Regions from separate parts of the Homo sapiens genome. Here regions 1 and 3 are each linked to region 2. Evidence: chromatin loops called from intact Hi-C (ENCODE). Cell type or tissue: A673. All regions are shown on one strand. Links, peaks and the distances in the headings refer to the core of each region. The heading gives the core; the rest is flanking DNA.

What was found. A loop is a pair of places that touch in the nucleus more often than their neighbours do. Peaks named below come from ENCODE experiments on the same cell type or tissue, not always from the same donor. Only the 100,000 strongest peaks of a DNase experiment are listed, where the experiment ranks them.
Region 1: a loop joins it to region 2, with 11 times the contacts of the local background. A loop is called at or near these places in 11 of 110 quality-filtered maps.
Region 3: a loop joins it to region 2, with 9 times the contacts of the local background. A loop is called at or near these places in 60 of 110 quality-filtered maps.

What each region holds. Positions count from the first base shown.
Region 1 is chr16:10,503,892-10,514,911 of GRCh38, forward strand. LINC01290 (long intergenic non-protein coding RNA 1290) reads right to left here. Exons shown (of 2, transcript NR_149081.1): 2 at 10,951-11,020. Among named protein-coding and RNA genes, the nearest start is that of LINC01290, 19 kb to the right of the region's middle. RefSeq lists enhancers at 55-862, 5,928-6,017. In A673, for the core only: a CTCF peak has its summit at 5,873 (motif pointing left); a DNase peak (open chromatin) is centred at 5,850.
Region 2 is chr16:8,561,577-8,572,596 of GRCh38, forward strand. It overlaps TMEM114 (transmembrane protein 114), which reads right to left. Exons shown (of 4, transcript NM_001146336.2): 3 at 10,511-10,648; 4 at 7,924-8,429. The coding sequence ends at 8,197. Among named protein-coding and RNA genes, the nearest start is that of TMEM114, 23 kb to the right of the region's middle. In A673, for the core only: a CTCF peak has its summit at 6,273 (motif pointing right); a DNase peak (open chromatin) is centred at 6,335; H3K27ac peaks cover 2,866 bases.
Region 3 is chr16:8,785,044-8,795,495 of GRCh38, forward strand. TMEM186 (transmembrane protein 186) reads right to left here. Exons shown (of 2, transcript NM_015421.4): 2 at 10,137-10,452. Among named protein-coding and RNA genes, the nearest start is that of TMEM186, 7.4 kb to the right of the region's middle. RefSeq lists a silencer at 6,937-7,116. In A673, for the core only: CTCF peaks have their summits at 7,031 (motif pointing left) and 7,239; a DNase peak (open chromatin) is centred at 7,038.

The DNA of each region.
Region 1 (11,020 bases), core at 1,663-9,662, 1.9 Mb after region 2:
ACCTCTAGTCCCAGCTACTCAGGAGGCTGAGGCAGGAGAATTGCTTGAAACTGGGAGGCGGAGGTTGCAGCAGTGAGCCGACATCGCACCACTGCACTCCAGCCTGGGTGACAGAGCAAGACTCCATCTCAAAAAAAAAAAAAAATCCAAAACACACAAGTTATATCAGAGCTGGAAGAATCTGGGAACTCTTACTTTGGGAGATTTGGGTGAGGTTCTTATGGTCTCCTTCACAGTTTGTTTATTTCAGTTCAATCTGATAGATTCTACCCTCAGACTCTATTTATAGTGATTACTGTGTGAAAGGAAAATACATCTCGGGACCCCAAAAATCACTAAGCAAAAGGGAAAAGTCAAGCTGGGAACTATGTCAGGCAAACCTGCCTCCCATTTTATTCCTAAATAACATAGCTACAAAGGTTTGACAACAACAGCAAAAAAAAAAAAAAAAAAAAGCTGCATACCTCCCTCACAAGTTTCCCAGAAGGAAATTCCTTGTGGACAAGGGACAGACAGAACTCAAAGTCTTCCTTCTGCTCACTTGAGACAAATGCCTATCTGATTGCTTCCTCTGCCCTATTGTTTCACTAAACCAGACTAAGGCCTAAGTGACTATTCCTCTACCCTCCTCTCACATGTAAATTGCATATTCAGTGGGAGGCTAATCAGAGACTCAAAGGAATGCACCCCTTGTCTCTCATCTACCTATGACCTGGAAATTCCCACCCTACACCCAGTTGTCCCAATGTCAGAGATGATAAATTAATCTTCAAAAAGCTTTAGTTCTCTGTTCTTTGTTTCTTATGACCAACTTCCTTGTACTTCCTTGTCTCCTAGCTACCTGTTCTGTAAACAACCTTCTCGCCTTTGCGGTGCTTAGATAGACAAGTCCTTCTGGCCTAGTAAAGGACAGTCCCTCTTCCTTCCCATCTAATAGACCCTATTCAGTTTAAACCTTAGCTTAGATTGTGAAGTCCAACCTCAGCCAATGGGGAAAGGACACAGAAGTGCTAGGAACTGCGTTAGGGATAAAACCCCTGCCCTCCCCCGCTCAGTGTGCTCTTGCAGTCATGACTGGTGCAAGCTGCACCTTTCTGCAGAAGTAAATTTGGCTTGCTGAGAAATCTTTTGTTTGAGTGCTCATTTTCTTTATGACTCTGAGCTCTTATTTCTAACACCACCTTTCCAGGCCAAACCAATGTACATCGTACACATATTGATTGATGTCTCATATCTCCCTAAAATGTATAAATCCAAGCTGTGCCCCAACCACAGTAGGCACGTGTCATCTGGACTTCCTAATGTTAGAGGTGTGTGAACCAGAGCAACTCCATCTTCATAGGGGCTGGGTGAAATAAGGCTGAGACCTTCTGGGCTGCATTCACAGACTAAGTCGTTCTAAGTCACAGGACAACACAGGAGATCAGCACAAGATACAGGTCATAAAGACCTTGCTGTTAAAACAGATTGCAGGAAAGAAGCCGGCTAAAACCCAACAAAACCAAGATGGCTACAAGAGTGACCTCTGGTCATCCTCATTGCTACACTCCCACCAGTGCCGTGAGAGCTTACAAATGCCATGGAAATGTCAGCAAGTTACTGTCAGGCCTCTGAGCCCAAACCTGCATGTATTCATCCAGATGGCCTGAAGAATCACAAAAGAAGTGAAAATGGCCTGTTCCTACCTTAACTGACAATATTACCTTGTGAAATTCCTTCTCCTGGCTCATCCTGGCTCAAAAGCTCCCCCACTGAGCACCTTGTGACCCCCACCCCTGCCAGCCAGAGAACAACCCCCTTTGACTGTAATTTTCCACTACCTACCCAAATCCTATAAAACAGCCCCACCTCTATCTCCCTTCGCTTCAGCCCACCTGCACCCAGGTGATTAAAAAGCTTTATTGCTCACACAAAGCCTGTGTGGTGGTCTCTGCACACAGACACGCATGAAAGTTACCCTATATGGTCTAAAAAAGGGGAGGCATGAATAATCCACCCCTTGTTTAGCATATAATCAAGAAATAACCATAAAAATGGGCAACCAGACAGGTGCAGTGGCTCATGCCTGTAATCCCAGCACTTTGGGAGGTCGAGGCGGGTGGGTCACCTGAGGTCAGGAGTTTGAGACCAGCTTGGCCAATATGGTGAAACCCCGTTTCTACTAAAAATACAAAAATTAGCTGGGTATGATGGCATATGTGCCTGTAGTCCCAGCTACTTGGGAAGCTGAGGCAGGAGAATCGTGCCATTGCAGTCCAGCCTGGGTGACAGAGCAAGACTCTGTCTCAAAAAAAAAAAAGGGGGGGCAACCAGCAGCCATCAGGGTTGTTCTGTCTATGGAGTAGCCATTCTTTTATTCCCTTACTTTCCTAATAAACTTGCTTTTACTTTAATCTGTGGACTCACCCTGAATTCTTTCTTGTGTGGAGTCCAAGAACCCTCTCTTGGGGTCTGGATCGGGACCGCTTTCCTGTAACACCGAGGCTGTGTGTCACAGGAATATCCTTAACCTTGGCAAAACACACTTTCTAAATCGATTGAGATCTGTCTTTCATACTTTTGGGTTCACAACTGAAATGTGCAGTGAGACTTATTTTATACCATATTATTTTGTGTATTTTCTTTGTTTATTATCCTTTTTGTTTGCTTATTTTTCTCCTTCTATTCCTTCTGTTGAAACGTTTCCTTTCTTCCTTCTTCCTTCTGCTTGTTTACAGTAATTTCATTGTTTTTCTGTTCTTTCAGTGACTTCCCTCAAATGTCAACATACATTACTTTTTTTTTTTTTTTTTTCGAGACAGAGTCTTCCTCTGTCACCCAGGCTGGAGTGCAGTGGTGCGAGCTTGGCTCACTGCAACCTCTGCCTCCCAGGTTCAAGCGATTCTCCTGCTTCAGCCTCTGGAGTAGCTGGGATTACAGGCATGTGCCTCCATGCCCGGCTAATTTTGTATTTTTTAGTAGAGACGGGGTCTCTCCATGTTGGTCAGGCTGGTCTCGAACTCCCGACCTCAGGTGATCCGCCCGCCTCGGTCTCCCAAAGTGCTGGGATTACAGGCGTGAGCCACCATGCCCGGCCAACAATTTTCAACTCGTGTCAACCTTGTGTCATCTAAACCCTGTATACCTTCTCAGCTCCCATCAGGCACTGAATTATTATGATGCAGATCTGTGATATGTCATTTTATTCATAATGTTTTAATATCAACATACATTCAAAACCTTTTTTCCCAACAAAGTCTAATCCATATCTCTGACATCCTTCCAATCAAGAAAAGGATCTTACAAGAAAATGCCTTAACTACAGGTTGCCTACCCCAGATAAACACCTACTGCCTGATTGATTGATTGAGACAGAGTTTTCCGCTCTTGTTGCCCAGGCTGGAGTGCAGTGGTGCAATCTTGGCTCACTGCAACCTCTGCCTCCCGGGTTCAAGCAATTCTCCTGCCTCAGCCTCCTGCACAGCTTGGATTACAGGCATGTGTCACCATGCCCAGCTAATTTTTTGTATTTAGTAGAGACGGGATTTTACCATGTTGGTCAGGCTGGTCTCGAACTCTTGACCTCAGGTAATCCACCCGCCTCAGCCTCCCAAAGTGCTGGGATTACAGGTGTGAGCCACTGCACCCAGCCTATTTGTTATTTTTATCAATAAGTTTAGACCCATCTTTTAAAAGCAAAAAGAGCTCATTACGGCTGTTTCCAGTCAATAATTGTTTAATTTACTGGCATTTTTATCATATTTCTGTATTCACCATTTTTCTTGCATCCCACACTTTTTCTTTCAATGAGGGGCTATAGGTGTTAAATTCTCTGATTGTGGGTGTATCTGATATATCTTTATTCCACCCTCAATCTCGAACTATGGTTCCAGGAATTGCCAGATTCTACTCATTAATGGATATTTAACAAATTCTGCAATATTCTCTTTACCATCAGCCTTGGCTCCAAACTGCTTTAACTTGGAAAGATATCCAGTCTCTTTACCCTCACTTCTTCCAAACTTCCACAATTCTCTTGCTCTCTTTCCTTAGAGAAGTGCAAGAACTCAATGCAGAACCTATCAATGTATAGACTTTAAGATGAGGTGGCACAGAAGAACAATAAGGGGGGATAGGTTCACATTAAATACAGATAAGTAAAGCTTAAGCAGGATTTTTGGAAAACAGAGACAATGCTAGAGTAACAGGTTTAGTTGCCAAAGGATTTCTCTCTACCCATCTCAGCAAGAGAGAATCAGGTCTCCTGAGATTAATTGGTTTTATTTAATTAATTTATTTTTTAAGATGGAGTCTCAGTCTGTCACCCAGGCTGGAGTGCAGTGGTGCGATCTCGGCTCACTGCAATCTCCGCCTCCCAGGTTCAGGTGATCCTGCCTTAGCCTCCCGAGTAGCTGGGACTACAGGCACACACACCACCAAACCTGGCTAATTTTTGTATTTTTTTAGTGGAGTCGGGGTTTCACCATGTTGTCCAGGCTCCTCTTGAACTCCTGACCTCAAGTGATCTGCTTGCCTCCGCCTCCCCTGAGTGCTGGGATTACAGGTGTGAGCCACCGTGCTTAATAAGTTTTAACTAAGTATTCCAGGCACAAAAAGTAGAGAGAGAAAGAGATAACAGTCAAATTAATCACCTCTAATTCTGAAATTCACACCTGATCTAGCTCTCATAGAGAAATGCTGGTCCTCAACCCTGGTCACATATCAGAATCATCTGGGAAATATTTAAAACACAAAAATGTTTTGAACAAATTCAATAATAAATCTCTGTAACTATAGGCCTCATGGAACCTATCACTTCTTCCTTTTGCTATTTTAATAAAAGATCTCAGTTTTAGAAACAATTCAGGGGTCGATTTTGGCTGTATTTGGACATTCCAAAAGTTAAAGTAATTGGTCTAGGGACATCTGAATAAGGACATCCTTTTATATTATAAAAGAACATTCTTTGGTAGTATAAGGACATCCTTGTATAATCTACCTAGGATATTCATTCAGTAATGAAGAATTTTTGACTTTTGGCCTGGCCTGTGCTAGAGTTGACCACCTTAAACTGTTAACAAAATGCAGATCCCATCAGTGAAGGTCCTGTGACAGCAAGCAAGTGTGTCGGGGGAATAACTTGCAGGAAAGATACAGGTTGATTCACAGAAAGAAAAGAATATCAGATTTTCTTTGTGATGCTCCCACTGGAATGACTTAATATGCCAATCTTTGAAACAATAATTGTGCTAGGGAAGGGGCTAAAGTGATTAACATTCCCAACTACCCCAAAGTAAGGAAAGAAATGCAAAACAGGCAAAATTAACAGGTGTGTATGCCGGGCACGGTGGCTCATGCCTGTAATCCCAGCACTTTGGGAGGCCGAAGTGGGTGGATCACCTGAGATTGGGAGTTCGAGACCAGCCTGACCAACATGGAGAAACCCCATCTCTACTAAAAAATGCAAAATTACCTGGGCGTGGTGGCACATACCTGTAATCCCAGCTACTCCGGAGGCTGAGGCAGGAGAATCACTTGAACCCAGGAGGTGGAGGTTGCAGTGAGCCGAGATCGCACCATTGCACTCCAGCCGTGGTAACAAGAGCGTAACTCCCTCTCAAAAATAAAACAAACAAACAAACAAAAAACAGGTAGTGCTATGTAAATGCTTAAACAGTTGGGGTAAGTTATTGCCACACTAGGCTGGCTGGTGGACTGATCCGGTAATTCTCCCTATTAAGTGACATGTTACTGAATAGGCCAGAGCAAAGGTGATTTGGCATCCTCTGTCGTTATTTGCAAACTTGGATCTCAATTCAGGAGCTAAGACCATGTACTTGGGTCAGGCAGCAAGCATGAGCCCGCCTGACTCTAAGTTCTTGGCTGCCACCTGGTGGTAATGTTGAAGGAACACACCACTCCCATCAACAGATTAATGTGGATGGAAGGGACTCCACTCAATACTTCATCTGGTTGCTGAGACAGGAACTGAAAATATAAACGATGATTTTTAAGGGGCACTGCTCTACAAATATGTGTAGTTCCCTTGCTAATGAAGAAAGAGAAACCCTACTCCATCATCAAGAGGCGTCCTCTGGGCCCTTCCAGCATTTATCTACATCCCGTGTGCAGCTGGTTGAACTGGGTCCCCCACCCCAAGAGATGTCTTCATCCTAGAATCTGTGAATGTGACCTTATTTGGAAAAAAGGATCGGCCAGGCACGGTGGCTCATGCCTGCTGTAATCACAGCATTTTGGGAGGCCAAGGCAGGAGGATTGCTTGTGCCCAGGAGTTTGAGACCAGCAATATAGCGAGACTCCATTTCTAAAAAAAAAATAAAAATTAGCCAGGCATGGTGGCCCACACCTGTAGTCCCAGCTACTCAGGAGGCTGAGTTGGGAGGATCACCTAAGTCCAGGAGATTGAGGCTCCATGAGCTATGATCATACCACACTGTACTCCAGCCTGGGCGACAGAGTGAGACTCTGTCTTAAAAAAGAAGAGGGGAGGGGAGGGGAGGGAAGGAGAGGGGAAGGGAGGGAAGGGGAGGAAGGGGAGGGGAGGGGATCTTCGCAGATGTGATTAAGAATCTCCAGATGAGATCATCTTGGATGATCTCAGCCCAAATTAAATGACAAGTGTCCTGATAAGAGACACACAGAGATGAGAGAGAGAAGAAATGCAATGTGAAGACAGAGGTGGAGATTGGAACAATGCAGCCAAAAGCCAGGGAATGCCTGGAGCCACCAGGAGCTAGAAGAAGCAAGGATGAGTTCTCCATGAGGGCCTCCAGAGGGGGCATAGTCCTGTGGACACTTCAGCCTCCAGAATGGCAAGAAAAATAATTTCTGTTGTGTTAAGTCACCAAGTTTATAGTATTTTTTTTTTTTTTTGAGATAGAGTCTCACTCTGTTGCCCAGGCTAGAGTACAGTGGTGCGATCTCGGCTCACTCCAACCTCTGCCTCCCGGGTTCAAGTGATTCTCCTGCCTCAGCCTCCCGAGTAACTGAAATTACAGGTGTGTGCCACCATGCTTGGCTAATTTTTGTATTTTTAGTAGAGGCGGGGTTTTGCCATGTTGGCCAGGCTGGTCTCGAATTCCTGACCTCAAGTCAACCACCCACCTCAGCCTCCCAAAGTGCTGGGATTACAGGCATGAGCCACCACGCTTGGCCATTTATAGTAATTTGTTATAGCAGCCCTAGCCTGACTAATACATTCCCTCTCCACTGGGAGCCATGGTTTGTTCAAAGAAATGATACCAGGCCCTCACCCCACATGCCATGGAGGTGGGTTCCCCTGCATACTCTTAGACACCCACATTTGCTGGGAGACATTTTACCCATCAATAACGAAGCTGCAAAGCCCTCCATCAATCCCGTCAAGAGCTCTTACCTCAATCAGATGTGCCCAGCATCATGAAAGCAGAGAGGCCTTATCCTGAATTGTCAGATGGCAGTCAAGGTTGCAAAAGCAGAGACAGACTAACGATCTTACATATTACCCATGACCACAAATCCAGGATGACAGACTGGAAGAACTGAACTGAACGTAGAGAGAAAAAAGAGGACGGGTGCGGTGGCTCATGCCTGTAATCCCAACACTTTGGGAGGTGGAGGCGGGTGGATCATTTGAGGTCAGGAGTGTGAGACCAGCCTGGCCAACATGGTGAAACCCTGTCTCTACTAAAAATTCAAAAATTAGCTGGGTGTGCTGGCGGTTGCCTGTAAGGAGCCTGAGGCAGGAGAATTACTTGAACCTAGGAGGCAGAGGTTGCAGTGAGCACTCCAGCCTAGGCGATACAGCAAGAGTCCATCTCAAAAAAAAAAAGAGACAGAGAAAGAGCCGTATAAGGAAGACAAATATAATCCTTGCAGTTCCTGCCTTTCACCCTCTTGAGACTTTGGGAGGAGGGGTGTGTATCTACCTTGATTTTCTATTGGTGTTGAAGGGGATCAGAATACATTACCCCAGAAGAGGCCACTTCGGCATAAGGATTATTTTGAGCTGAGGGCAACTGAGAAACTGCAGACAAAAAGAGCTCTCTACCCACTCCCTTTCTGCCTAAAAGCAGGGAAATTCCCCATGTAAAGATGTTTCTCTATACCAAGGCAGGGTGACTGGCACAGAGATGAGTTGGCATGACAAACATTACTAAACAACCCTTACCCACCACTTCCTAGTCATCTTTCCACAACTTACCAGCCCTAGGAACCCAAACTCTCCCTCCCTCCCTCTCTCTTTCTCAGATTCTCTGTCACCTAGGCTAGAGTGCAGTGACACAATCATGGCTCACTGCAGCCTCCAACTCTTGGGCTCAAGAGATCCCCCCACTTCAGCCTCCTGAGTATCTGCAACTACAGGCACACACCACCACTCCTGGGTAATTTTTTTTTAAAAATTGCTTTTTTTGATCATGCACAGTGGCTCATGCCTCTAATCCCAGCACTTTGGGAGGCCAAGGCAGGCAGATCACCTGAGGTCAGGAGTTCGAGACCAGCCTGGCCAACATGGTAAAACTCAGTCTCTACTAAAAATACAAAAAATTAGCCAGGCGTGGTGGCTTGTGCCTGTAGTTCCAGCTACTTGGGAGGCAGAGGCAGGAGAATTGCTTGAATCCAGAAGGCGGAGGTTGCAGTGAACCAAGATCATGCCATTGCACTCCAGCCTGGGTGACAGGGTAAGACTCCATCTCAAAAAAAAAAAAAAGGAAAATGGTATATAAGCCCCCAAGTCTAACCACTGCTTTGCATTTTTGCTCCTTTTATGTGAAGCCCCATGCATGTAAAAATATTAAAATTTGTATGTCTTTCCTCCTGTTCATCTACCTGTTGTCAGTTTAACTTACAGACTCCAGTCACAGAATCTAACAGGATAAATGAAGTTTTTCCTCTCCTGCAATTGAACTACGAGTGGTGGGACTGTGTCGGGGGAAGAACCCTCTCTACTGGAATCCAAACATCCAAACACACAGGCAAAGTCTAAAAAGACAGTAACCACAGGAGTTATGACAGATTTGCTACTTAGATAGTGGGAAAGGACAAAAATTAATTAAAATACAAATACTGGTCAACAAGCAAGGCCCTTTCATATAAACAATGAAATAACCATCCATTCTATACCAGGATACAATATTTTTCTGAAGTCTCTTTGAAAGAAACAATTTCCCATAATTTTGATACTAGGGTATGTGGGTGGTTTGTGGGGTGGGCAACCATTTGTCAATGCCATTAAGTTATTTATTTATTTTTTTCAGATGGAGTCTCACTCTGTCGCCCAGGCTGGAATGCAGTGGCACGATCTTGGCTCACTGCAACCGCCACCTCCCAGGTTCGAGCGATTCTCATGCCTCAGGCTCCTGAGTAGCTGGGACTACAGGCACATGCCACCATGCCTGGCTAATTTTTGTACTTTTTCAGTAGAGACAGGGTTTTACCATGTTGGCCAGGCTAGTGTCGAACTCCTGACCTCAAGTGATCCATCCACTTCAGCTTCCCAAAGTGCTGGTTTTACAGGCATGAGCCACCGCACTTGAATGAAGTAAACTTCTTTAAAGATGACAGTAAGTTTGATCTATATACTGATATCAAGGAACATATCAACAGATGCTGTGATCACTGGGGCAAGGACACACCTGGACATTCTTTTTTCTTACTCTGATGGAGGTAAATGCTGTCTGATCTATGAAAACAATCTTTCTACACCCAAGATTAAATAAAACTGTTTCTAACCCAGTTATGATTCTCTGGATTTGTGGGAACAGAATATCATAAATGCCATTGAAGAAGCTGGGATTGACTGGATTTAGCCAAGACAACACAAAAGCCAGATGGTATTTGATTTTTGCAACACAGAGGTTTAACTATTCAGATTCAGGAAAGTATTGAGCTTCCACGGGGAATTCCTAATGAGCTGAATAATCTGCAGGATTGATGTTCCAGATGCCTCTGAAGGGAGGACATGGGTCAGCACAGGAGACTCCCTAATCACAGCCAATGATCAATTCAAACTCATCTGACCACTATCGCAACAACGCATGATGGTAATTCTTTAGGATCATGGGGCATTCTCTGGACTACCCACAAATTACCCTAATCATCAATCCGCAGCTTGAAATCATTTCCCACTGGGCTAATTCTACTTATCTACCCCTTATCTCCTTACGAAAAAAAAAAAAATGTCCCATGAGCCAGGGACACTCACCTACCACTTGCTTGCAAATTGGGACCCATGAGTAGCAAGCAGAGAGATATTTGGGATAGTTAAGTAGTAGGATTGGAGGTCTTCTTTCAGGCTACTGGGTTCTGTATAAATCTAATCTGGTACAGCTATGGGCAGGAGTTATTTCTTGCAGCAAGATAGAGGCCAAACTTGGGTAGGTTGATTGTAACCCAAGACACAGAAGAAATTATTAGCAGTTGAACTAAGAGGTTTACCATATGGTAAAGGTTTGGAACATGCCACTCAGGCAACCCAAAACTCTGTTTTCACCTATTTGTTAAATTTTCATTCATCAGGGAACTATCGACCAATATGCCAGACAGTGTACCAGGCACTATCATGAATAGCAAGACCAGACAGAATCCCTGCCTTCTTGCAGCTGACCTTGTAGTGGGGGACACAGGAGGTTAACAAGTGAAAAGTACACACACGAGATTTCCAGAGAGCAGTGTCATACAGTTCACAAGGACACGGGCAAGGAGACATGAACTTTTATCTGGCCAAACCAGGTTGCTTTCATTTATAAAGGCCTTAATTGGAAACAGAAAGGTACAGATCCCAGGTCAAGGGGAAGGAAATAAGACCCAACTGCTGCTGGGGCTGGAATGTTTGTGTGTTCAACCTAGATTCAACAACCCGAATTTCACCCCTAAAAGACCTGAACAAACAATTTGGATAAATGCCCACCAGGTGGCAGGAGTGCCTCTTCCCTTCATTTCTGCAATTGAAATTAAACATGCACCTTATCCTTTAAAAAAAAAAAAAACCGTTTTGTTTTCATAAGCTATTTTTATCCTTTTCAATGTTGAAACCAGTTGA
Region 2 (11,020 bases), core at 1,286-9,285:
ACTGTTGAATGAATGAGTCGATGAGCATATGAATGAGTAAGTGAATGAATGAATAACTATATGAACAAGTGAGTGAATAAGTGAATGAATGAGTGAATAAATGAATGAGTGAGCGAGTGAATAAATGAATCAGTGAATGAATGAGTGAGGGAGGAAGGCAATGAGTGGGGGAATGAATGAATGAATGAGTGAGTGAGGTAATGAGTGAATCAGTGAATAGTGAATGAGTGAGTGAAGGAGGGAGTGAATGAGTGAGTGAATGAGTGAGTGAATGAATGAGTGAGTGAGGGAATGAGTGAGTGAATGAGTGAGTGAATGAGTAAATGAGTGAATGAATGAGTAAGTGAATGAGTGAGTGAGTAAGTGAATGAGTGAATGAGGGAGGGAGGGAATGAGTGAGTGAATGAGTGAGTATATGAATGAGTAAATGAGTGACTGAATGTGTGAGTGAATGAGTGAGTAAATGAGTGAGTGAGTGAATGAGTGAGTAAATGAGTGAGTGAATGAATGAGTGAGTGAGTGAATGAGTGAGCGAATAAGTAAGTGAATGAGTGAGTGAATGAGTGAGTTAGTGAATAAGTGAGTTAGTGAATGAGTGAATGAGTCAGTGAGTGAGTGAATGAGTCAGTGAATGAGTGAGTAAATGAGTGAGTGAGTGAGTGAATGAGTGACTGAGTAAATGAGTGAGGGAGGGAGGGAATGAGTGAGTGAGTGAGTGAATGAGTGAGTAAATGAGTGAGTGAGGGAGGGAGGGAATGAGTGAATGAGTGAGTGAGTGAATTAGTGAGTGAATGAATGAGTGAGTGAGGGAATGAGTGAGTGAGTGAATGAGTAAATGAGTGAGTGAATAAGTGAGTGAGTGAATGAGTGAATGAGTGAGTGAGGGAGGGAGGGAATGAGTGAGTGAATGAGTATGTGAATGAGTAAATGAGTGACTGAATGAGTGAGTTAATGAGTGAGTGAGTGAATGAGTGAGTGCGTCAATGAGTGAGTGAATGAGTGAGGAAATAAGTAAGTGAATGAGTGAGTGAGTGAATGAGTGAGTGAGTGAATGAATCAGTCAGTAAGTGAATGAATGAGTCAATGAATTAGTGAGGGAATGAGTGAGTGAGGGAATGAGTGAGTGAGTAAATGAGTGAGTGAGGGAGGGAGGGAATGAGTGACGGAGTAAATGAGTGAGTGAAGGAGGGAGGGAATGAGTGAGTGAATGAGTAAGTGAGTGAATGAGTGAGTAAATGAGTGAGGGAGGGAGGGAATGAGTGAGTGAATAAGTGAGTGAGTGAATGAGTGAGTAAATGAGTGAGGGAGGGAGGGAATGAGTGAATGAGTGAGTGAATGAGTAAATGAGTGAGTGAGTGAATTAGTGAGTAAATGAGTGAGTGAATGAGTGAGAGAGTGATGGAGGGAAGGAGTGAGTGAATGAGTGAGTGAATGAATGAGTGAGTGAGGGAATGAGTGAGTGAATGAGTAAATTGAGTGAATGAGTAAGTGAATGAGTAAGTGAATGAGTGAGTGAGGGAGGGAGGGAATGAGTGAGTGAATGAGTGAGTGTGTGAATGAGTAAATGAGTGACTGAATGAGTGAGTGAGTGAGTAAATGAGTGAGTGAATGAGTGAATGAATGAGTGAATGAGTGAGCAAATAAGTAAGTGAATGAGTGAGTGAATGAGTCAGTGAGTGAATGAATGAGTCAGTGAATGAGTGAGGGAATGAGTGAGTGAATAAATGAGTGAGTGAGGGAGGGAGGGTATGAGTGAGTGAATGAGTGAGTAAATGAGTGAGTGAGGGAGGGAGGGAATGAGTGAATGAGTGAGTGAATGAGTAAACGAGTGAGTTAATTAGTGAGTGAATGAGTGAGGCAATGAGTAAGTGAATGAGTGAGTGAATGAGTAAGTGAATGAGTGAGTAAGTGAATGAGTGACTGAGGGAGGGAGGAAAAGAGTGAGTGAATGAGTAAGTGAATGAGTGAGTAAGTGAATGAGTGACTGAGGGAGGGAGGAAATGAGTGAGTGAATGAGTGTGTGAATGAGTAAATGAGTGACTGAATGAGTGAGTGAATGAGTAAATGAGTGAGTGAATGAGTGAGCGAATAAGTAAGTGAATGAGTAAGTGAATGAGTGAGTTAGTGAATGAGTGAGTGAGTGAATGAGTCAGTGAGTGAATGAATGAGTCAGTGAATAAGTGAGGGAATGAGTGAGTGAATGACTGAGTGAGTAAATGAGTGAGGGAGGGAGGGAATGAGTGAGTGAGTGAATGAGTGAGGGAGGGAGGGAGGGAGGGAGGGAATGAGTGAATGAGTGAGTGAGTGAATTAGTGAGTGAATGAATGAGTGAGTGAGGGAATGAGTAAATGAGTGAGTGAACGAGTAAGTAAATGAGTGAGTGAATGAGTGAATGAGTGAGTGAGGGAGGGCGGGAGGGAATGAGTGAGTGAATGAGTATGTGAATGAGTAAATGAGTGACTGAATGAGTGAGTGAATGAGTAAATGAGTGAGTGAGTGCATGAATGAGTGAGTGAGTGAATGAGTGAGGAAATAAGTAAGTGAATGAGTGAGTTAGTGAATGAGTGAGTGAATGAGTTAGTGAATGAGTGAGTAAATGAGTGAGTGAGTGCATGAATGAGTGAGTGGGTGAATGAGTGAGTTAGTGAATGAGTGAGTTAGTGAATGAGTGAGTGAGTGAATGAGTGATGAAATAAGTGAATGAGTGATGAAATAAGTGAATGAGTGATGAAATAAGTGAATGAGTGAGTTAGAGAATGAGTCAGTGAGAGAATGAGTCAGTGAGTGAATGAGTCAGTGAATGAGTGAGGGAATGAGTGAGTGAGTGAATGAGTGAGTGAGTAAATGAGTGAGTGAGGGAGGGAGGGAATGAGTGAGTGAGTAAATGAGTGAGGGAGGGACGGAGGGAATGAATGAGTGAATGAGTGAGTAAATGAGTGAGTGACGGAGGGAGGGAATGAGTGAATGAGTCAGGGAATGAGTGAGTGAGTGAATGAGTGAGTGAGTAAATGAGTGAGTGACGGAGGGAGGGAATGAGTGAGTGAATGAGTGAGTGAGTGAATGAGTGAGTAAATGAGTGAGTGAGGGAGGGAGGGAATGAGTGAATGAGTGAGTGAATGAGTGAGTGAGTGAATGAGTGAGTAAATGAGTGAGTGAGGGAGGGAGGGAATGAGTGAATGAGTGAGTGAATGAGTAAATGAGTGAGTGAGTGAATTAGTGAGTAAATGAGTGAGTGAATGAGTGAGTGAGTGATGGAGGGAATGAGTGAGTGAATGAGTGAGTGAATGAATGAGGGAGGGAGGGAGTGAATGAGTGAGTGAGTGAATGAGTGAATGAGTGACTGAGTGAGGGAATGAGTGAGTGAGGGAATGGGTGAGTGAATGAGTGAGTGAGGGAGTGAAAGAGTGAGTGAGTGAATGAGTAAATAAGTGACTGAGTGAATACATGAGTGAGTGAATGAGTGAGTGAATGAGTGAGTGAGTGAGTGAATGAGTGAGTGAGTGAATGAGTAAATTAATGACTGAGTGAATAAGTGAGTGAGTGAGTGGGTAAGCAAATGGATGGATAATGATGGATGGGTGGATGGATGCATGGATGGATGAGTGAATTGATTAATGGGAAAATGTATGAATAAATGAATAAGTGAGTGAATGAATGAAGCATGGGACAGGTATAAGCAAGTGAACTTATGAATGAACAAAGACTGAATGCGTGCATGAATATATAAATAAGTGAAGCAATGAGTGAGTAAATGAATGGATGGGTGGGTGGCAAGTGAATAAATGAATGAGTGAATAAATGAATGGATCTTCTTTGCCAGATAGAGCGCCTTCTCTGAGAGAAAGAGAGCGGCCAGTTGTTTGCCAGGGGTTCCAGCCAGGTCTGGACCTGAGGGGACAAATCGTGGCTGAGCCTCCCCAGCAAAGGGACACGCGCCGTAGTCCCACTTCCTCCTCCTGTTTACCTTCTCATGAGTATAAATCCCCTCCTCTAACCCCCGGTTAGTCCAGCACACCTGGATCTGACCACACCTCCACCTGCTCCGAGTTCTTTCTCCTCTCATCTGGCCCTGGGAGGCCCCTCCCTGTACTTCCTGCAACCACTCTCACCCCTGCAGGCCGGTCCGTTCACACAACAGACCTAAGGGTCTTAGAGCAGTGGTTCTTACCTCCCCTGCACAGCAGAATCACCTGGGGAACTTTGTGAACATAACAATGCCCAGGTCCGCCCTCGAGGGTCTGATTGCATTTGGCTCCATTGGGGCCCCAGTGCTAGCAACTGGTTGTTTTTTAAATAGGACCCCCACGTGATGCTAATGTAGAGCCAGGGTTGAGAACCACTGTCTTAAAGGCATATCACTCTCAAGAGAGAGTCCAAGTGGAATAAGAAAATAGAAGAGGAGAGGACAAGACAGAATGGAACAGAACAGATCAGAACAAAATGGATCAGAATAGAACAGAACCAATCCAATGGATTAAAATACGGCAGGACAGATCGAAACAGAATGGATCGGGCCAGGCACGGTGGCTCACGCCTGTAATCCCAGCACTTTGGGAGGCCAAGGTAGGTGGATCATGAGCTCAGGAGATCGAGACCATCCTGGCTAACACTGTAAAACCGCATTTCTACTAAAAATACAAAAAATTAGCCAGGCATGGTGCATGGTGGTGCGTGCCTGTAGTCCCAGCTACTGGGGAGGCTGAGGCAGGAGAATCACTTGCACCTGGGAGGCAGAGGTTGGAGTGAGCCGAGATTGAGCCATTGCACCCCAGCCTGGGTGACAGAGCTAGACGCAGTCTCAAAAAAAAAAAAATCAGAATAGAACAGAACAGGTCAGAATAGAATGATGGATCAGAATAGAAGAGAACAGATCAGAATGGATCAGAACACAACAGAATGGATCAGAATAGAACAGATCAGAATGGATCAGAACACAACAGAATGGATCAGAATAGAACAGATCAGAATGGATCAGGATAGAACAGAACAGAACAGAATGGAACAGCATCCCAACCCCACTTAATCATCAGCACCTCCTTACCACGGGCCATGGGCATCGCCCACTGCCTTCTCTCTCCCTGCCTCTACCTTCACCTCCTATTTCTCTCCATCAACCCTCCCTCTTCATTTCCCTCTAACACAGAAGCTTCTTCCCACCTCAGGGCCTTTGCGTCTGCTGTCACCTGCCTGGTCTGCAGTTTCCCTACCTACAGGTTCTTCATGCGGGTCTCAGCACAATGTCACCTCCTCCAAGAAGCCCTTTCTAATTGTCCTTCCTGGAGTCACATCTCTACCAGACACCTTTCATCCCATCACCCTGGTTTTTTTTTTTTTTTTTTTTTGAGATGGAGTCTCACTCTGTCACCCAGGCTGGAGCGCAATGGTGCGATCTCGGCTCACTGTAACCTCCACCTCCTGGGTTCAAGTGATTCTCCTGCCTTAGCCTCCCAAGTAGCTGGGATTACAGGCGCGTGTTACCACAGCTGGCTATTTTTTTTTTTTTTGTATTTTTAGTAGAGATGGGGTTTCACCATGTTGGCCAGGCTAGTTTCGAACTCCTGACCTCAGGTGACCTGCCTGTCTTGGCATCCCAAAGTGCTGGGATTACAGGCATGAGCCATGGCGCCCGGCCTCATCACCCTGTTTTGTTTTCTTCATAACACTAATCACTGTCTGAATCTCTCAGATAGATTATTGGTTCATGGGTTTATCATCTGTTCCCATGTGAGCTAGGAAGGGTGGAGATTTTCTTGGCCACCCCCATGAATGTGTCCCCAGGCCCTGGAACAGTCTCTGACACTGTAGGTATCTGGCAAGCATTTATCAAATGCATGAATGGATGGGCGAATGAATGAGCTTATTCTGTGTTGTCAGTTCCTGAGGTGCACACATGTTTTGGTTTGTTATTGTCCATTATTGCTCGCTTAGCAGAGTGTCTCAGCATGTCCCAAGGTGGACGTGTGGGACCAGATGTCCTGAGCATCATAGGATGCGAGGAGCATCCCTGGCCTCTTCCCACTGGAGCTGCCGGTAATACCACTCCCCACACGCACTAAGAACAACCAAAACTGTCTCCAAACACTGCCAAATGTCAGGTGGGGGAGAGAATCGCCCCAGCTGAGAACTCTGGCCCTGCAGTATTTAATCCAGCACTTGGGCGCTAGGAGGGCTGAAAACGTGTCTCTTGACGAATTTGGGGATCAAATCCTGCCTCTGGAGCAGTTCCACAATACGACCAGCAGGTGGAAGCAGAGACCGCCCTTTCGGTAGCATGGTTGCCCTCACTTTGCAAAAACTTTGTTTTCCCCAGCATTGTAACTGATTTTCCAACAGCGCTCATTTAGCCCCATGTGGCCATGTGAGTAACCCACTCCTTTTGCGCCTTTCCGGATTAGACAGGGACGTCGCAGCAACGTCCTGAAAGGAGCAGACAGCCAGTAAAGAAGTGCAGGCGTTGGTGGAAGTAGGGGGAGGACCATCTTGGGATCAGGCAGTTCTGAAGTTTACTCCCAGTTGCGTCCCTTTCTCTCCTTATGCCCTTAGTCCAGTTATGTTAACCTGCCAGTGCCTCAGTTTCCTCATCTGTACCCTGCTTTGCTTATCTCCTAGTCCTCACCACGGGCTACGTATTTCATATGCCTCTCTCTCCTCAATCATGTGGCACCCCAGAGAGCAAGGTCTGGGTCTGGAGGAGTCATTGCCCCCCCAGTTGCTGGTGTGTACTGGCCTTCCTTTGAGTGTTTGTTGAATGACTGACTGACCGACTGGCGTGGAGAATAGCACAGGTGCATAGATGTGGATGTCAGCTATAATGATGACAATGCTGATGTCATGGTGGTGTCATGTCGTTGTGGTGGTGATGTCATGGCATGGTGGTGATGATGTCATGATGTTTGTTGAATGACTGACTGACCGACTGGCATGGAGAATAGCACAGGTGCATAGAAAGTACTCAGTGGGTGTCAGCTATGATGATGACAGTGTTGACGTCATGGTGATGATGATGTCATGATGAAGACGATGATGCCATATTGTTGATAATCGTGTTGTCATCTTTTAATCCACACCAGTATTCCCCAAACCATCAGCACCTCCCAGAGTTTCCTAAGCCAAAGGCTCCTCGGGCCCTCCCCTACATCTCATGACTTGGAATCTTGCAGGAACAGAATCTCAGCCATGGTTTTGGGTTAGAATAGGCTGGAGAGCTCTTAAAAAACACTGATGCCTGGACACCAGCCCTAGAGAATATCAGATCAAGGATGTAGACAGCAGCAGGATTTTTGGAAGATACCCAGGTGATTCTAAGAGCAGCAAGATGACAACCCTTCTCTGTCACTTAATAAACGCCCCACCTCGGCATTTATGCAAACAGTGGCTCTGGGCCAGAAGCCTCGGCATCGCCTGGAAGCCACTTAGAAATGTGAGTTTTTGGGCTTCACCCAGGCCTCCTGGCTCAGACACCCTGGGGGTGGCATCAGCCCGAGAGTATCAACAAGCCCATAGAGTCTGGGGCGCGCTAAATGTGAACAGCACTGCCCCAGGGGACCCGGATGGGGAGCCCATTCCCAGGGGCAGAACACCAGGATGAAAGGAGGGATGGATTTTTCTGGGGGAGGACGGAAAAGGTATGATTAGTCTTGAAGAGTGCTCTATCAATTGGCCAACCCCTTGGGAGTCTCGCAGCTTCATATTGTAGACCTAACCTGACCCCGTAGAAAGCCCATGTCATGCCAGAGTTATTTTAGAGCAAAAGGAACTCCAGGCCAGAGCTCCCCAGAGAGAGCTGAACGCATTACAGGGCCCAGGAGGTAGGGCACCCTCTCCCTTTCCCAGACCCACCAAGGAGCTGATCCAAGGGACATGGGTGAGGAGGAAATGAAGTCGGAGGGGGCGTGAGGACTTTGCAATCTGTAAAGCTCTGTGTGTGATTAAAGGATCGTTTTTATTTCTCGCGAAGCGGTTTGGCACTCCCTCGGGCTCCTCCAGGCCACACGGACACACACGGACATAAGCACACAGGTACTAGGATAACAGCCAGGCCCCAAGCTTAGTCCGCGGGGATTTGTGGGGGAAGGAGGGGGGTGCCTGGCCTCCCCGAGTGGCCTTTGAGGAAGAAGAGGCCGCAGCCGATGGAGATCGGTCGGTGAAGCTCCGGGGCCAAGCCCCTCCCTCCCCTCCACGACCCAGCGCCCAGGCTCATATGGCCTGGTCCTGCCTCCGTCTCAGGCTGAGCTCGCGGGCTGCTGCCAGGAAGGCTGCCCCGGTGAGCAGCTCGGCGATGAAGCTGATCCAGCCCAGGGCCAGGGACCAGCCGAAGCTGATGTCCACCTGGTCCAGGAGGGCCTTCTCCTCCAAGAGACACAGCGCCTCCCGGAAGGCGGCGGCTGAATACGCTATGTAGACGCTGATCCCAGCGAGGGTCACCATGGCTGCAGGGAGGGCAAAGGGAGAGCAGATCAATCCCCCACCCCGCCCCAGCACTCCCCTCCTCCTCCTCGCCCTGCCCAGCCACGCTGCTCAGCGTCCAGCGTCCTCGCTCCTTCCTGCTGCGGGACCTTTGCGCGTGCTAGTCTCCCCGCTGGGTGCATTCACCCCTGCTTCTCTGCCTGTCATCGGCAACTCCTACCCTTCCCACACATGGCAGCTCACGCTTCGATTCCTGGACTTGCCTGAGCAGTGATTCCACAGCACCATACAGCTGCCCATCACTGCCCAGGTCACAATTGCAACTTTGCATTCTTTTGTGTAATTTTTTTTTAGACAGAGTCTCGCTCTGTCGCCCAGGCTGGAGTGCAGCGGTGCGATCTCAGCTTGCTGCGATCTCAGCTTGCTGCAACCTCCACCTCCCGGGTTCAAGCTATTCTCCTGCCTCAGCCTCCTGAGTAGCTGGGAATACAGATGCCCGCCACCGCGCCCGGCTAATGTTTGTATTTTTAGTAGAGACAGGGTTTCACCATATTGGCCAGACTGGTCTCAAACTCCTGACCTCAAGTGATCCGCCTGTCTCTGCCTCCTAACGTGCTGGGATTGCAGGCATGTTTGTGTAATTATTTAACTAACATCTGTCTCCCCCAGTGGCCTGTGAGTGTCCAGAGGGCAGACATGCTCCTGTTGGTTTTGCTCATTTTCAATTCCCCAGCACCGAGAACGGTGCCTGGCCCACGGTGGTTCTCCACAGATATTAGATTTGAGCCACATGGTCCAGTACGATAGCCACTGACCAGTTACACATGGCTATTTAAATTTAAGTTAACTAATCTAAATGAAGTTAACAGCTCAGTCCCCCATCAGCACTCACTGCCCTGGCCTGGTTTGCAGCTCCCGATGCTCGGCATGGATTAGGGAACTTCTCCACCATCACAGAAACTTCTACCAGGCAGTGCTGGTTTCGAGAATTTGTCACTGGGTGAACTATTAATGCTAATAGTAATAATAATAGTGAGTGGTTAGAGGAGATGAGAACTTTGCAATATTTTCACCTCCAGACATCCCTTTTGTTTTTTTTCCTCTGTGGATTCCAAGGGAGCATGTCATCACTGCTTTTTTTTTTTTTTAAAAGGAACATTTCAAATACACAGGGATACAGACAGCCTTTAAGGCAGCCAGCCACGTGCCAGGTCCCATTTTTCAAAACCTCTGGTCCACTAAACCAACCAGTGGTGTTAACCTAGCCATTGTCTGTCCACCTGTTGTTTTGTTTCATCTTGTTTTTGTGTGTGCTGCTGTTTAATTGACAAGTAAAAATTGTATGTATTTACGGTACACAGCATGAGGATTTGATATGTGTGTGTACACTGTGGAGTGGCTCGGTCAAACTATTCAACACAGGCACGGCCTCACATACTTAGCATTTCTTTTGTGTGTGGTGAGAACTAAAATCTACTCTCAGCGATTTTCAAGAACACAATAGGCTGTTGTTAACTGCTGTCACCATGACGCCCAATAGATCACTGAACTTCCTTCTTTTCAGCTGAAATTGTGTGTTCTTTGACCAACATCTCCCCACCCTCCCCTGCCCCCACCCCCAGCCTGTTCCATTCTCTCTTTCTGTGAATTTGACTCTTCTAGATTCTACATAGAAAGATCATGAGGTGTTTGTCTTTCTGTGCCTGGTCATGCCCGTTTTTTAGTCGATCAAAGCAGTATCTATCAGAATGGCTGATCAGCAGAATAGAGCGAGGGTGGCTGGAGCGAGGGTCTCCTGCCAGCTCACAGCCCTAAAGCTTGAAGCTATCACGAGTTTGGGCAAAGGTAATACATGCGGCTTCTTTGGTGAAGTAATGAAAAGGATTCTTGGAAGCTGCTCCCTCTGCACTGCTCCTGTCTTGGAACCAGAGACTAAGTGATTCTGGGCTGGAAACCACTCATCTCTTCCAACTGATATCCCAGAAGGGGAAACTGAACCCCACGAGGCCCTGGGATCCCCCTCGTTTGCTGAGGGTTCATACACAGTACCCATTGCCCAACCCCCAGACCACAAGCCAGAGCCCTAGGCAGGGTGGGCACCTACCTCCAAAGAGGAAGAGAATTCCAGTGAGCAGGAGGAGGAGGTAGGCTTGGAGGAGGAAGCTCAGAAACCCCGTCATCCCCCCAAAAACCATCAGGATCAGGCTGAGCGGCAGCAGAATCACAAATGTCCCATGCATGGCTTAGAAGAGACAGAGAGGATACCAGGCAGAGGACAGTTACTAACATCCTTCATTCAATCAACAAACACTTCCCGAGCACCTACTAGAGCTGGGGAAAATCCACACTGTCACTGCCCCTACGACGATTACTTCTACTGTTTCTGATGATGATGATGACCATGACAACAGTGGTTGAGGCTCATCTCGTGCAAGGCTGTGTGCTTTGTTCTTGTTGTTTGTTTTGTTTTTGAGACAGGGTCTTGCTCTGTCACTCAGGCTGAAGTACAGTGGCACGACCATGGCTCACTGCAGCCTCAACCTCCTGGGCTTAAGGAAACCTTTCACCTAAGCTGCCCAAGTAGCTGGTACTGCAAGTGTGCACAACCACACCC
Region 3 (10,452 bases), core at 2,353-10,352, 220 kb after region 2:
TCCGCCCACCTCAGCCTCCCAAAGTGCTGGGATTACAGGCGTGAGCCACCACGCCCGGCCCCCCTTTTTTTTTTTTTTGGATGGAGTTTTGCTCGTTGCCCAGGCTGGAGTGAAATGGCACGATCTCGGCTCACTGCAACCTCCGCCTCCCAGGTTCAAGCAATTCTCTTGCCTCAGCCTCCCAAGTAGCTGGGATTACAGGCACCTGCCACCAGGCCCAGCTAATTTTTTGTATTTTTAGTAAATACAGGTTTCACCATGCTGGTCAGGCTGGTCTCGAACTCCTGACCTCAGGTGATCCGCCCACCTCAACCTCCCAAAGTGCTGGGATTACAGACGTGAGCCACTGCGCCTGGCCTCGCAGCTCACATTCTAGCAAGGTAAAGAAAAATAAAAAATAAAAATAAAAAAATAACCAAAAAAAAAAAAAACAGTGTAAGGAGCAGGACGTGGGAAAACACTGGATGCAGCAGAGGCACAAAGGCTGGGCCCCTCACATCAGTCAGGGTGGCAGTTAAGCCCCTGAGTTTCATCTTCAAGGCTGAGCAAAAGCTGCTCCAGAGTGATGGAAGGCATTCCACAAGAGAAGAGGTCCACGAAGGCACAGAGACAGGGCGACAGCAGGCGTCTATGAAAAGTTCAGTATCACTAGATCACAAAGAGTAGGAGACTAGAAGAGCCCAGAAAACAGGCAGGAGCTGGGCCCCTCGAGAGCCTTCTGTGCCACATGAGGGGCGTGGGCTTTCCATGCTGGTGATGGAGCCGCCAGAGGCTTGATGCAAGGGAGCAAACCGAGGGGTGTTTTAGAAAGATTGTCCTGGCTGGACGTGGTGGCTCACACCTATAATCCTAGCACTTTAGGAGGCTGAGCCAGGAGAATCACTTGAAGCTGGGAGGCGGAGGTTAAGATGAGCCAAGATCACGCCACTGTACTCCAGCCTGGGCGACAGAGTGAGACCCCGTTTCAAAAAATATATATAGAAAGGTTGTCCTGAGTGTTCACGGTGAAGAACAGGGAGGCAGGGAGGCCAGTTAGGAGTCTATTGCAGCCACGCTCACCTGGTGGCCTGAATGAATTAGGAAAATAATGGGGACGGAGAGAGAGAAAAGTAGAGAATCCAAAGCATCCGGGACGGTGATTCTCAACGCTGGACGCGCTTAGGAATCACCCGAAAGAGCTTTTTGAAAAGTGCCACTGGCCAGGCACAGTGGATCCCACCTGTAATCCCAGCACTTCAGCAGGCCGAAGTGGGCAGATCACCCAGCTAATTTTTTTGTATTTTTAGTAGAGATGCGGTTTCGCCATGTTGGCCAGGCTGGTCTCGAACTCCTAACCTCAGGTGATCCTCCCACCTTGGCCTCCCAAAGTGCTGGGATTACAGGCGGGAGCCACCGTGCCTGGCCATCAAAGGGTTACTGACCTTGAAGTTCCGGTGCCTTCAACTCACCTACCTTAGGAATGTGCATGTCGGAGCTCACACTCAACGCCGACCAGGTCAAGTTGACCTTCCAAGGCTGATGGCCAGGCTGGCCGAGAGAAAGTTCCTTGAGCGATTGACAGTTCCTACCCTCAGCTAGTCCTGAGTTGACTGCACACAAGTGCACATACACTCACATCTGTCCACATGCTAATATTACAGCATCCTTCCACATCAGTGTGTATCAAATCCTAACTTTCAAGTTGTGTGATTGGGAGCAGATTCCCTTAACCTCTCCAAGCTTCAATTTCCTCATCTTAAAAACAGGCATACAAGACTGGGTGTGGTAGCTCATGCCTGTAATCCCAGCACTTCAGGAGGCCAAAGCGGGTGAATTCGCCTGAGCTCAGGAGTTTGAGACCAGCTTGGGCAACACAGCAAGACCCTGTCTCTACTAAGAATAAAATTTTAAAATTTTTATTGGCATGGTGGCATGTGCCTATAATTCCAGCTACTTGGGAGGCTGGGGTGGGAGGATTGCCTGAGCCCAAGAGATTGAGGCTGCAGTGAACTATGATTGCACCACTGCACTCCAGCCTGGGCGACAGAGTGAGACCTTGTCTCGAAACAAAAAAAAGTATACAAATAGTAAGTCTTCACTTAATGTCACAGATAGGTTCTTGGAAATGGATGGCAGGTCCTCGAAAACATCATTTCATTCAAAGTTGTCTTGTTATAACATTGTTTCTTTCAACATCTTACTATTATGATGAGGAAAAAATATTGGTTTCATTGTATGTCGTTTAACTTATAATCAGTTTCCCAAAACTTACTGATGACATTAAATGAGGATTTACTGTACCTACCTCACCCGTCTGTTGTAAAAATTATAAAGCACTGGCCGGGCATAGTGGCTCACTCCCATAATCCCAGCACTTGGGGAGGCCGAGGCGGGCAGATCACTTGAGCCAGGAGTTTGAGACCAGCCTGACCAACATGGTGAAACCCCGTCTCTACTAAAAACATATAAATTAGCCAGGTGTGGTGGCACATGCCTGTAGTCTCAGCTACTTGGGAGGCTGAGGCACGAGAATCGCTTGAACTCAGGAGGCGGAGGTTGCAGTGAGCCAAGATCGTGCCACTGCACTCCAGCCTGGGTGACAGAGCGAGACTCCGTCTCAAAAAACAAAACAAAACCAAAAAAAAATTGTTAAAGAGTCACAGTTTTCTTTTCTTTTTTTTTTTTTTTTTGAGACAAGAGTCTCACTCTGTCGCCCAGGCTGGCGTGCAGTGGTGCAATCTTGGCTCGCAGCAACCTCCACCTCCCAAGTTCAAGTGATTGTCCTGCCTCAGTCTCCCCAGTGACTGGGATTACAGGCATGCACCACCAACCCCAGCTAATTTTTTGTCATTTCTAGTAGAGACGGGATTTCGCCATGTTGGACAGGCCGGTCTCGGACTCCTGAGCTCAGGTGATCCGCCTGCCTCGGCCTCCCAAAGTGCTGGGATTACAGGCATGAACCACTGTGCCGGCCTGTTTTCTATATTCTGTCCTTCCCCTGGGGAGGCAGTGGAATGACCCAGCTCTACTGTTTTCTAGACGGGTGATCGTGGGCAAGTCACTTCAGTTCTCTGAACCTTATTCTGCCAAAAAAGGATGATTATAGTATTGCTAGCTAACATTTATTGAGTGCTTGCCTGGACTGAGCACTATTTTAAGTGCTTTTCATGTAGTAAGTCATGTAATCCTCCCCACAATCCTGGGTAGGTGGTGTTATTATCTTCACTTCACAGAGGAAGAAACCGAGGCAGAGAAAGAGGTTATACAGCTGGGAATTGGCAGGGCTGGAATTCAAGCAGGCAAGAAGTTTGGCTTCAGAAGCCATATGCTTCACCCGAACACTCTACCACCTCTCTGGGGTTCTCCAACTCAAAGTGTTGCTGGCAGATTAAATGAAATCCTATAATAATTGCCCAGCACACAGTAGGCATTTAATACATGCTGGTGTCCTTTACTGCTTCTTCTCCATGAATAGCTGAGTGTGTCTCATATATAGTTCTAAAAGGCAATATTATATTTCTGTGAGAGTTAACTTCCCACTGGTAAATATTAAATCTACTTCACACCATAGGTGCAAGCCCAGCTGAATCTGAGAGTGTATTTCAACTGTTAATCAGTAAAATGAATGTTTGTGTCCTTAGAGTTGGTATGAACATGGCCATACCTAGACGGTACTGGCCTTGCCTGATGGGACTCTAATCAGGCAAGATTTTACAATTGAATGGCGCAGGATCAAAACAAGGCCATTAAAAGTTGGACTCTGCCCGGAGTTCAAAGGGACCCTGTTGCTTTCTATTTAGGAACTCACGAGTCTTGCAGTCATAAAGCAGCAACATAAAGCAAGCTCCCAACTCTAGTTCTCCAGGCAATTCATCCAGGCTGTCCCCTGCAAGCTGCTCAGCCCACCAGATCTGCTTTGGGGAGCGCATTAAACATGGTTATGCAATGATTGGGTGGCGGATGCCATAGACATCTGGCCCTATGACAAGGTAAGTCTCATTTTTGGTAACCAGCATAGGAAGGAGGACAACAGCTACCACTGGGCTGTGCTTCCCACGTGCACACTGGGAGCATCGTCACCAGGTCCCCAGTTGATGCAGACCTCATGTGTGGATGGTGGCCATATGAAAACTGACATGTGGCTGGGCACAGCAGCTCACGCCTGTAATCCCCACCCTTTGGGAGGCCAAGGTGGGCCGATCACTTGAGGCCAGGAGTTTGAAACCATCCTGGCCAACGTGGTGAAACCCTGTCCCTACTAAAAATACAAAAATTGGCTGAGCGTGGTGGCGTGCGCCTGTAACCCCAGCTACTCAGGAGGCTGAGGCAGAGAATCACTTGAACCCAGGAGGCAGAGGTTGCAGTGAGCTGAGATTGCACCACTGCACTGTAGACTGGGTGACAGAGCGAGGATCCATCTTAAAACAAACAAACAAACAAACAAACAAACAAACAGAAAAACAGGCCAGACCCAGTGGCTCACGCCTGTAATCCCAGAACTTTGGGAGGCTGAGGCAGGTGGATCATGAGGTCAGGAGTTCAAGACCAGCCTGGACAACATGGTGAAACCCCGTCTCTACTAAAAATACAAAAATTAGCCGGCGTGGTGGTGGGTGCCTGTAACCCCAGCTCCTTGGGAGGCTAAGGCAGGAGAATGGCTTGATCCCCGGGAGGCAGAGGTTGCAGTGAGCCGAGATCACACCTGTGCACTTCAGCCTGGGCGACAGAGCAAGACTCTGTCTCGAAAAACAAAAAAATAAAACGGACATGCTCCAGACCACCCTAGGCATCTAAATTATTTACATGGCCACAGCATGGCAGGGAGACGGGGGCAAAATCCAGACAAGAAGGAAAGCCACTTGACAAGGGACAAACATGGTTAAATCACAGCTGCTTTAACTGAGTTTTCAAAGACTGCATGTTTCCTTCCATCTACTCAGCTTCTGAGTCCAGAATTGGAATTCATGGTTGAGAAACTTTCCTTTGCCTAGAAAGCTGGTGGGAGGAGAAGGGAATGGAAGAACAGACTGTTTATTACAGCGTTTTTCTTCATTTGCTAGGATGAATGATGTGCTCATTATACCCCTCTCACCCTCAATCCTCTCCCGGGGGTAGCCACTCTTCACAATTTGCAATGTATGTATGTATGTATGTATTTGAGATGGAGTCTCACACTGTAGCCCAGGCTGGAGTGAGATGTTGCGATCTCCGCTCACTGCAATCTCTGCCTCCTGGGTTCAAGCAATTCTCCTGCCTCAGCCTCCTGAGTAGCTGAGATTACAGGCGTCTGACACCACCCCCAGCTAATTTTTGTATTTTGAGTAGAGATGGGGTTTCACCATGTTGACCAGGCTGGTCTCGAACTCCTGACCTCAAGTCATCCACCTGCCTCAGCATCCCAAAGTGCTGGGATTACAGCCACTGCACCTGGCCAACATGTACTTTTTAAAAACACAAATAAGATCACACAGAACTACACTGTTCTGTGACTTGCTTTTTTTTTTTCACTACCTACCTCGTGGTCTTTTCCACAGATACAGTACAATCTCACTCTTTTTAAAGGTTGCATGTATACTACAATATTAATCTACCAACATTTACTTAACCATGTGGCCTACTAATGGAAACTTAGATTATTCCCAGTTTTTACTTTTCTTATTTATTTATTGAGACAGGGTCTCACTCTGTCACCCAGGCTAGAGTGCAGTGGCACAGTGATGGCTCACTGCAGCCTTGAACTTCCGGGCTCAAACAATTCTCCTGCCTCAGCCTCCCAAGTAGCTAGGACTACAGGCATGTGCCACCATATCCAGCTAATGTTTTATTTTTTCTTTTGTAGAGATGGGGTTTCACTATGTTGACCGGGCTGGTTTCGAACTCCTGGTCTCAAGCGATCCTTCCACCTCAGCTTCCCAAAGTGCTGGGATTACTGGCATGAGCCATCATGCCCGGACTAGTTTTTTTGCTATTGGAAATATTTCAGTCAACATCCTTATATGTACACTTCAGTATTTCTGTTAGATTATTGCTATATTCTGAATGTTTATGTCACCCCCAAATTCATATGTTGAAACCTAATTTCCAATGTGATGATATCTGGAGATGGGAACTTTGGAAGTGGATTAGGTCATGAGGGTGGATCCCTCATGAATGGGATTAGTGCCCTATAAAAAATTTCAGAGAGCTCCCTCACCTCTTTTGCCATGGGAGACCACAGCAGGAATAAGCCTGTCTACCAACCAGGAAACAGGCCCTCCTAGACAATGAACCCGCTGACGCATTAATCTTGGATTTCCCAGCCTCCAGAACTGTAAAAATTAATGTTGCTTGAGCCATCCAGCCTACGGTATTTTTGTTACAGCAGCCCAAGTGAACTAAGACAATCATGTTATAATTGTTGTTAAAGGGGGCAACTGCCAATATATCTACCACCCAAATCTAAAGACAACTCCCATTTTCTGAGAAGCTGCTTTGCCATCTATTGTATGGCTTTGGGTGATTCTCAAAACTTGTAGTACTGTGGAATAACCTGGGAAGCATAAACAAACAGATGCCCAGGTTCTACCAGATTCAACAAGGGTTGGGCACACTTAATGTTTTTTTTGTTTTTTGAGACAGGATCCCGCTCTGTCACCCAGGCTGCAGTGCAGTGGCGCAGTCTCAGCTCACTGCAACCTCTGCCCCTCAGGCTCAAGTGATCTTCTCACCTCAGCCTCCCCAGTAGCTGGGAGTACAGGCATGTACCCTACACCCAGCTAATTTTTCACATTTTTAGTAGAGATGGGGTTTCACCATGTTGCCCAGGCTGGTCTTGAACTTCTGGTCTCAAGCGATCTGCCCACCTTGGCCTCCCAAAGAGTTGGGATTACAGGTGTGAGCCACTGCACCAGTCCTTTTATTGCTTCTGTTGTTGACTTTGGTTTTTTGGGGGCAGCTCTCAGGTACTACCCTACTGGTGCATGACAGAAGCCCTAACACATTTCCTGTTATCTGGTGGACATCTGTGATTTTAGCTTAGGGATACAGCGTTAGAATAATGCATTTGCTCTGTGTGCCCTCTGCTGGTACTGCATGAGCAGACCACACATGGAATGCCTGCATGGGTGAGAATCTGGTCTCACCTCCCAGGGCAAGCCCCTTGCAGACTTAACAGAGTGGTGATTCTCCAAAGGCAGCGATGGTCAACCATGTTAGAATCACCCAGGGAACCGTGAAAATAAAAATGCCTGGTCATGGGCTTCGACAATGGGGTTTTTAAAACACTCTCCAGGAGATTCTACACATAAAGCCAGTGTTAAGAACCTATTCTTTGGGCAGAAAATTGGCCCAGGAACACAAAGTCCACAGAACCATGTGTCACTCTGGTGTCTTCTGTTCTAGTAATGTATTTCAGAAATTCCCAGCCTGCCTGAATCTCAGAATTGGCTTCAAGCTGGTCAAAAAAACAGATCCTGGAAATCCACCCCAGACATAATCAGAATATCCTGGGGTGAGGCTCACTCAGGTCATTACTTACAACCCAACAGAGAGAATTTTTGGTTTTAATGAGGTTAAGGTCAAATCATTATGACTTCTTAAGACATTTTTTAGCCACAGGCTTTATCTCTTCATGGGGAAGGGAGTCACAGTCACTGAAGGAACTGACAGGCAGGTGAAGGCAAGGTACAGAAGGAATGAACAGCCACGTGTAACTGCTATGCACATGTCTCTTCTATATAATTGAATCTTCACTACACTTCTTGAGCATAAATAGTAAAACCCTGTTATACCGAGAGGATACTGAAGGGGAGGCGGTTAGTTCTCTTTGCAGGCATCTAGGGAGAAAGCCTTCCAGGCAGAGGGAACTGTCAATGCAAAGGCCTTAAGGCTGGAATATTCTCGATTACTGGAGAACAGCAAGGCAGTCGTGACCTGGGGGAATGATCTCCACAGAGGTGCGGATGAGGGAGGGAAGGGGAGGGTGGATTAGGCCATCAGCCTTCACAGCAGTGACGTGATTCTGTTTTTAAGCATCACTTTGACAGCTGCAAAAACGGACTCAAGTAAAGCAAGGATGGAAGCACAGGACAGAAGCATCGAAGTGAAGGGCCAGGCGTGGTGGCTCATACCTGTAATCCCAGCACTTTGGGAGGCCGAGGCAGGTGGATCCCTCGAGTTCAGGAGTTCGAGACCAGTCTGGCCAACATGGCAAAACCACATCTCTACTAAAAGCAGAAAAATTAGCTGGGCATGGTGGTGGGTGCCTGTAATCCCAGCTACTCAGGAGGCTGAGGCAGGAGAATCGCTTGAACCTGAGAGGCGGAGTCTGCAGTGAGCCAAGATCACACCACTGCAACCCAGTCTGGGTGACAGAGTAAGACTCCATCTCAAATTTAAAAAAAAGGAAAAGTAACCACTGTTGACAAGAATGTAGAGAAACAGGAACCCTTGTCTGTTGCTGGTGAGAATGTAAAATGGTACAGCTGCTGTGGAAAAGTGGCAGGTCCTCAAAAATAAACAGAATTACCACAGGATCCAGTTAATCCACTTCTCAGTACGTACCCAAAACAACTGAAAGCAGGGACTCAAACAGATACTCGTATACCAGTGTTCACAGCAATAGCCAAATGTTCATTCATCAGTAGTCAAAAGGTGACGACAACTCAAATGTCCATCAACAGATGGACAAACAAAATGTGGCACACACAGAGAATACACACTGCACCCGTAAATATATTTAACCATAAAAAAGAAATAGCACTGACATATGCTACAACACGGATGCACCTTGACAACACTACACCAAGTCAAAGAAGCCAGATACAGGCCAGCCGCACTGGCTCACGCCTATAATCCCAGCACTGTGGGAGGCCGAGGTGGGTGATCACTTGAGGTCAGAGATTCCAGGTCAGCCTGGACAACATGGTGAAACCCCATCTCTACTAAAAATACAAAAATTAGCCAGGCTTGGCGTCAGGCACCTATAATCCCAGCTACTTGGGAGGCTGAGGCAGAATCATTTGAGCTGGTGAGGCGGAAGTTGCAGTGAGTGGACATCGCGCCACTGCTCTCTGGCCTGGGAAACAGAGCGAGACTTCAACTCAAAAAAAAAAAAAAAAAAGAGCCAGATACAAAGGGTCACATATTGTATGATTCCATTTATATGAAATATCCAGAACAGGTGAATCCAGAGGGACAGAAAGCAGGTTAGTGGTTGCCAAGGGCTGGAAAAAGAAGGAAATTATTGCTCAATGGGTATATTAGTTCTGTTTGGGATAATGAAAATGTTCTGGAAATAGATGGTGGTGACGGTTGTACAACATTTTTTGTTTTGTTTGTTTTTGAGATAGTCTGGCTGTCTCCCAGGCTGGAGTGCATTGGTGCAATCTCGGCTCACTGCAACCTCTGCCTCCCGGGTTCAAGCTTCTCAAGTAGCTGGGAATACAAGTGCCCACCACCATGCCCAGCTAATTTTTGTATTTTCAGTAGAGACAGGGTTTTGCCATGTTGGCCAGGCTGGTCTTGAACTCCTGACTTCAAGTGATCCACACGCCTCAGCCTCCCAAAGTGCTGGGATTACAGGCATGAGACAGTGTGCCCAGCCTGTACAACATTGTTAATATACTTAATGTCCCTGAATTGCACACTTAAAAATGATTAAAAGGATAAATTTGTTAGGTGTATCTTGGTATGGTTAAGAAAAATGGAAGGCTACACAATAAAAAAAAATATTTTTTTTTTGAGACGGAGTCTCACTCTGTCGCCCAGGCTGGAGTGCAGTGGCGTGATCTCGGCTCACTGCAAACTCCGCCTCCCAGGTTCACACCATTGTCCTGCCTCAGCCTCCCGAGTAGCTGGGACTACAGGCACCTGCCACCACGCCCAGCTAATTTTTTTGTATTTTTTAGTGGAGACACGGTTTCACCCTGTTAGCGAGGATGGCCTCGATCTCCTGACCTCGTGATCCGCCACCTTGACCTCCCAACGTGCTGGGATTACAGGTGTGAGCCACCGCCCCCAGCGATAAAACATTCTTATTGACTTTCGAGTGGCAAAATAATAAAGATCATGCCTTCCTTCCTCTTTACTGTGTTACAAATTGTATAATGAACATATATTATTAATTATGTGGGGCAATGTATATAACTGGCTTAAGTTTATAAAATAACGTACCAGCATCCGGTGCATTTGGCTTTATTACACTGCAGGGCCATCCAAAGCAAGAGCCTCTAGACCTCTGGGTGGTGAACAAATCTCAACTGGGGTTTCGTGCCTACCTGGACGACATCTGCTCGTCAATGTGTAGTTAACATCCTGACAGACCCTTCTGCCGCTGGATATGTGAGGGGCACAGCACAGGGCTCTGGAAGTCCCTGCTGACTGCTCGAAGCCTTTCTCCCTGCTAAAACCTCTGACCAAATGCTTAATAATATCTGCTGTAGGCTGTTGAGTCTGCCACACGTTTGACATTTATTGTTTATTCCCACACCCATC